Regions from separate parts of the Homo sapiens genome. Here region 1 is linked to region 2. A link is an interaction called in ENCODE POLR2A ChIA-PET data of the cell type or tissue named here. Cell type or tissue: GM12878. All regions are shown on one strand. Links, peaks and the distances in the headings refer to the core of each region. The heading gives the core; the rest is flanking DNA. Region 1 overlaps BHLHE40 (basic helix-loop-helix family member e40). Region 2 overlaps ITPR1 (inositol 1,4,5-trisphosphate receptor type 1).

Evidence for each region. Peaks named below come from ENCODE experiments on the same cell type or tissue, not always from the same donor. Only the 100,000 strongest peaks of a DNase experiment are listed, where the experiment ranks them.
Region 1: POLR2A ChIA-PET joins it to region 2 with 7 read pairs; 19 of 35 experiments call an interaction of 5 or more read pairs at or near these places.

Annotation. Positions count from the first base shown.
Region 1 is chr3:4,982,357-4,985,250 of GRCh38, forward strand. BHLHE40 (basic helix-loop-helix family member e40) reads left to right here. Exons shown (of 5, transcript NM_003670.3): 5 at 480-2,894. The coding sequence ends at 1,336. Among named protein-coding and RNA genes, the nearest start is that of BHLHE40-AS1, 3.8 kb to the left of the region's middle. RefSeq lists enhancers at 394-953, 954-1,513, 1,374-1,423, 1,604-1,783, 2,214-2,273 and 1 more. In GM12878, for the core only: no CTCF peak of the experiment used is centred there; a DNase peak (open chromatin) is centred at 1,955; H3K4me3 peaks cover 2,156 bases; H3K27ac peaks cover 2,500 bases.
Region 2 is chr3:4,844,827-4,847,745 of GRCh38, forward strand. It overlaps ITPR1 (inositol 1,4,5-trisphosphate receptor type 1), which reads left to right. Exons shown (of 62, transcript NM_001378452.1): 62 at 1,313-2,680. The coding sequence ends at 1,399. All of the region lies in intron 2 of LOC124906209 (a long non-coding RNA gene), which reads right to left. Among named protein-coding and RNA genes, the nearest start is that of EGOT, 95 kb to the left of the region's middle. In GM12878, for the core only: no CTCF peak of the experiment used is centred there; a DNase peak (open chromatin) is centred at 1,235; H3K27ac peaks cover 1,144 bases.

The sequences.
Region 1 (2,894 bases), core at 395-2,894, 140 kb after region 2:
GAAAATAAGTTTACTTTAGGTGATTGTTGTTTCTTCATTCTTTTCCTCATTTTATAACTATCCAGCCTCTGCCCATTTTGCCACGGTGCAATGTTGTATGCATTGACTCTTAGGTTTATAAATACATCAGAATGTTCTTTGCTGCCTCGCTTACATGGAAAACTCACAAACCACCTATACAATCCAAAAGAGGGGAAACAGCTCATCTCATATTAATTATGGTCCATTTCCATGATAGGATATTATGCAACCATTAAAAATCATATTTTATCTGAGTGTTAGTATATGGATTATTTTAATTATTTATACTTTTCAGTGTAATTCTTCTCTGAGCATACTACTTTTGGAGTTAGGAACACAAATCAGTAAATGCATTTTTTTTTTTAACAAAAACTAAAGCACCTGGTTTTTTGGAGTATAGTTTCCAGGTGCGCCACAGGCCTTCTGAAACGTTTTCCTTCGGATTTTTCTTTCCCCAGGTGAGCTGTCAGGGAGAAATGTCGAAACAGGTCAAGAGATGTTCTGCTCAGGTTTCCAGACATGTGCCCGGGAGGTGCTTCAGTATCTGGCCAAGCACGAGAACACTCGGGACCTGAAGTCTTCGCAGCTTGTCACCCACCTCCACCGGGTGGTCTCGGAGCTGCTGCAGGGTGGTACCTCCAGGAAGCCATCAGACCCAGCTCCCAAAGTGATGGACTTCAAGGAAAAACCCAGCTCTCCGGCCAAAGGTTCGGAAGGTCCTGGGAAAAACTGCGTGCCAGTCATCCAGCGGACTTTCGCTCACTCGAGTGGGGAGCAGAGCGGCAGCGACACGGACACAGACAGTGGCTATGGAGGAGAATCGGAGAAGGGCGACTTGCGCAGTGAGCAGCCGTGCTTCAAAAGTGACCACGGACGCAGGTTCACGATGGGAGAAAGGATCGGCGCAATTAAGCAAGAGTCCGAAGAACCCCCCACAAAAAAGAACCGGATGCAGCTTTCGGATGATGAAGGCCATTTCACTAGCAGTGACCTGATCAGCTCCCCGTTCCTGGGCCCACACCCACACCAGCCTCCTTTCTGCCTGCCCTTCTACCTGATCCCACCTTCAGCGACTGCCTACCTGCCCATGCTGGAGAAGTGCTGGTATCCCACCTCAGTGCCAGTGCTATACCCAGGCCTCAACGCCTCTGCCGCAGCCCTCTCTAGCTTCATGAACCCAGACAAGATCTCGGCTCCCTTGCTCATGCCCCAGAGACTCCCTTCTCCCTTGCCAGCTCATCCGTCCGTCGACTCTTCTGTCTTGCTCCAAGCTCTGAAGCCAATCCCCCCTTTAAACTTAGAAACCAAAGACTAAACTCTCTAGGGGATCCTGCTGCTTTGCTTTCCTTCCTCGCTACTTCCTAAAAAGCAACAAAAAAGTTTTTGTGAATGCTGCAAGATTGTTGCATTGTGTATACTGAGATAATCTGAGGCATGGAGAGCAGATTCAGGGTGTGTGTGTGTGTGTGTGTGTGTGTATGTGCGTGTGCGTGCACATGTGTGCCTGCGTGTTGGTATAGGACTTTAAAGCTCCTTTTGGCATAGGGAAGTCACGAAGGATTGCTTGACATCAGGAGACTTGGGGGGGATTGTAGCAGACGTCTGGGCTTTTCCCCACCCAGAGAATAGCCCCCTTCGATACACATCAGCTGGATTTTCAAAAGCTTCAAAGTCTTGGTCTGTGAGTCACTCTTCAGTTTGGGAGCTGGGTCTGTGGCTTTGATCAGAAGGTACTTTCAAAAGAGGGCTTTCCAGGGCTCAGCTCCCAACCAGCTGTTAGGACCCCACCCTTTTGCCTTTATTGTCGACGTGACTCACCAGACGTCGGGGAGAGAGAGCAGTCAGACCGAGCTTTCTGCTAACATGGGGAGGTAGCAGGCACTGGCATAGCACGGTAGTGGTTTGGGGAGGTTTCCGCAGGTCTGCTCCCCACCCCTGCCTCGGAAGAATAAAGAGAATGTAGTTCCCTACTCAGGCTTTCGTAGTGATTAGCTTACTAAGGAACTGAAAATGGGCCCCTTGTACAAGCTGAGCTGCCCCGGAGGGAGGGAGGAGTTCCCTGGGCTTCTGGCACCTGTTTCTAGGCCTAACCATTAGTACTTACTGTGCAGGGAACCAAACCAAGGTCTGAGAAATGCGGACACCCCGAGCGAGCACCCCAAAGTGCACAAAGCTGAGTAAAAAGCTGCCCCCTTCAAACAGAACTAGACTCAGTTTTCAATTCCATCCTAAAACTCCTTTTAACCAAGCTTAGCTTCTCAAAGGCCTAACCAAGCCTTGGCACCGCCAGATCCTTTCTGTAGGCTAATTCCTCTTGCCCAACGGCATATGGAGTGTCCTTATTGCTAAAAAGGATTCCGTCTCCTTCAAAGAAGTTTTATTTTTGGTCCAGAGTACTTGTTTTCCCGATGTGTCCAGCCAGCTCCGCAGCAGCTTTTCAAAATGCACTATGCCTGATTGCTGATCGTGTTTTAACTTTTTCTTTTCCTGTTTTTATTTTGGTATTAAGTCGTTGCCTTTATTTGTAAAGCTGTTATAAATATATATTATATAAATATATTAAAAAGGAAAATGTTTCAGATGTTTATTTGTATAATTACTTGATTCACACAGTGAGAAAAAATGAATGTATTCCTGTTTTTGAAGAGAAGAATAATTTTTTTTTTCTCTAGGGAGAGGTACAGTGTTTATATTTTGGAGCCTTCCTGAAGGTGTAAAATTGTAAATATTTTTATCTATGAGTAAATGTTAAGTAGTTGTTTTAAAATACTTAATAAAATAATTCTTTTCCTGTGGAAGAGAAAGATGGTCTCCTGAGTTTTTTAAAATAGCTCACTTGGTGTGATATGGCTGACTCCCATGTCCTTCTTTCT
Region 2 (2,919 bases), core at 88-2,587:
AGCATCTCCACAGGAGCCTAAAAATAGTATTTTGATTTGAGAGGATAATGCTAGTTTTGAAGAAGAAAAAATAACCACATTGAAATTGAACCTAGGTAAATTAGTCTTGTTTTATGTTCTCTCCAGATATTTTGTACCAAAAATGAGTTCATGTGAAAAGTGAGATTAAGTGTCACATCTACTATGTGACAGATGCTATGCTAATAAATTTGCGTATAACCTCGCAATTCTCCACCAATCAGCTAGGAATTATCATCCTGATTGTATGGATGAGAAAACAGACTTTGATAAGTTAAATGACAAAACCATAAGAAACTAGATCTGATTCCAAAGCCTTTATTCTTTTTACCCTAATTCCTCTACAATTTTAGGAAGCTAAAAACATAGGAGTAGGACCTTAACCCACTTGCAGACAACAATTTTCTTGAATATATATTCCGTATAGCCTTTTTATCTCAGTTGACTTGAATGCTCACCCTAAAATCCAAAACTAAGACTAACTGGGTTAAGGAAAATCTTAATACAGAGACAGAAGTAAGTATGCCCTAAAATACCTAGAACAGGTCTAGAGACCCATCAACATGAGAATATATTTAGTTCAGCAACCAAATGAATAGAATCGGCTTCTTGTTTGGGATTTTGAAAGTACTTTTTCATTTGAACTAGTCTTAGGCAATGGTCTCGCCTGACCTTCAGCGAGCCTCAGTGTCTACTGGGTGGCAAGAAATAGATACCGTGAATGGTCACAGCATTATTTACAGCATTTAATCATTCTGGACCTCAAAGAGATTTGAGAACATTTCTCATTTTCCTAGTTATGGTAGGTAATTTTTTTTTTCTCTAACCAACTACTCAAGAGTCATTGAAGAGAAAAATCAGGACCCACTGAAAGTGTGGACACGAACCCTCCCTCTCAAACCTAGGATTCTAAACACTGCTTTTCTTGTTAGTATGGCGTGTTGTTACTATCGTACAAAGCCACCATTTTCCAATGAGTCTTCAAATCATTTGGAAGTGCATTTGGGAAACAAGAAAGAATCCTGTGCTTTTATTGTTTTTTGTTTCTTTATGAAACAAGTGGCAAGCAATACTTCTGAATGTTACATTGCATGACTAGGTCACAGAATTTCCCATTCTGCCTAAGAAGATGCCTTTTTTGAAGTGCTGTGTGTTTGATATAGCGATGGTACACTATTTGTAGAAAGTGGGTTTCAGTATAAACCATAACCACAGAGGTAAATCTATGGTTCAGTATGCGATTTGACGTACAGGAAGTATCTGGGTCTAATGATGAAACTTTTTAACTTTCCAGATGACAGAACAAAGGAAGCAGAAACAAAGAATTGGTCTTCTAGGACATCCTCCTCACATGAATGTCAACCCACAACAACCAGCATAAGCAAATGAAAGAAAGGAATTGTATTTACCTTTTATAATTATTATTAGTGTGGGTATGGCTAATGAGTTCTGATTCACCCACGAAGGTTACATTTATGCTGAATACATTTGTAAATACTCAGTTTTATACTGTATGTATATGATTGCTACTCTAAAGGTTTGGATATATGTATTGTAATTAGAATTGTTGGCATGATGACATTTCATTTGTGCCAAAAATATTAAAAATGCCTTTTTTGGAAGGACTAACAGAAAGCACCTGATTTGCACTTGAACCAGATTATAGATTTAAAAGTATATGACATGTATTTTGTATTTAAAACTAGAATAGCCAGTATTTATGTTTTTTATAAAACTGTGCAATACGAATTATGCAATCACAATACATTTGTAGCTCCCGAGTGTCCTAAAGGGAGTGCACTTCTTTGAAGCTGGTGTGTTAATACTATGTAATAAATGGTTAACTTTCAAATGATGCTGCTGCCAAAATTATATTAATAGTGAGTTTCAGGCCCCTGGGCATTTTGTACCATGTAATTATCCTCTGGTGATGCTGTTTCTCGTTAGTGGCAGTAGTGCCTCCGTCTCCTAGTGATAATGCTCCAAGTCTATGAACTGTTAAATCAGCATTCATTTTAAGAAAAGCAACTTTAGTTTCAAAGATACTTTTAAGCTTCTAAATTGATCATTTAAACTATTTCTTTAAATAAGAGAGCCAAATTAGAGGCTCATACTTTAGCTTGTGAAGAAGATAATGAATTTTTTAAAGGGAACTTTCTATGCAATGTTCAGGATAAATGCATACTGCTGGCCAATCAGTGTCATCTCCTGGGTAAATTTTGATGTCGCATTATAAAGACATGCATAATTGATGGTTTCTAGATTATCTAGTCCAAACAATAGAGTTTATTTTTTCTTCATCTGAACCAACATGCTACAGTAGCTAAGAAGTATTAAAACTATATACATCCATATAAAGATGAAATATGAACTATCTCATTAGAAGTCATAGTTGACCACAGACATGTTATTCTTCTGAAAGAGCCACATTTTGGTTTTATTTCTTGTCACATGATTTCTTTTCTTGATGGATGAAAAATATGAAAGGAAACTTTTATATCTGTTGCCTAGTTTTGTACATGGATCTCATTTTACAAGAGAATCTCTCTGCAAAAAAAAAAAAAACAGTTTAAAAATGCATTGAAAGCAGAGTTCTGAAATGAGTAAAGTTTGTAAATGCATATATAAAAATATTTAATAAATGATGCAGAATATACAGTGACTGGTTGGTGGCTTTCATTTGGCATTTGTGACTTAACTGCTATTCCATTTATGTACTTTCTTTAGGATCAGTTTGAAGTACAGTCGGTTTGATTACCAGGTTAATTCAGAAAATGTTTACCTGATTATTTAAAAAAACACTTGCTGTTGTTATGACAGCTCTGAGGAGAATTATTAGAACAAACATTGGGGAGTATTTAGTACAACATTCATTCATTCTTCTGGATTAGTGACTGCCAG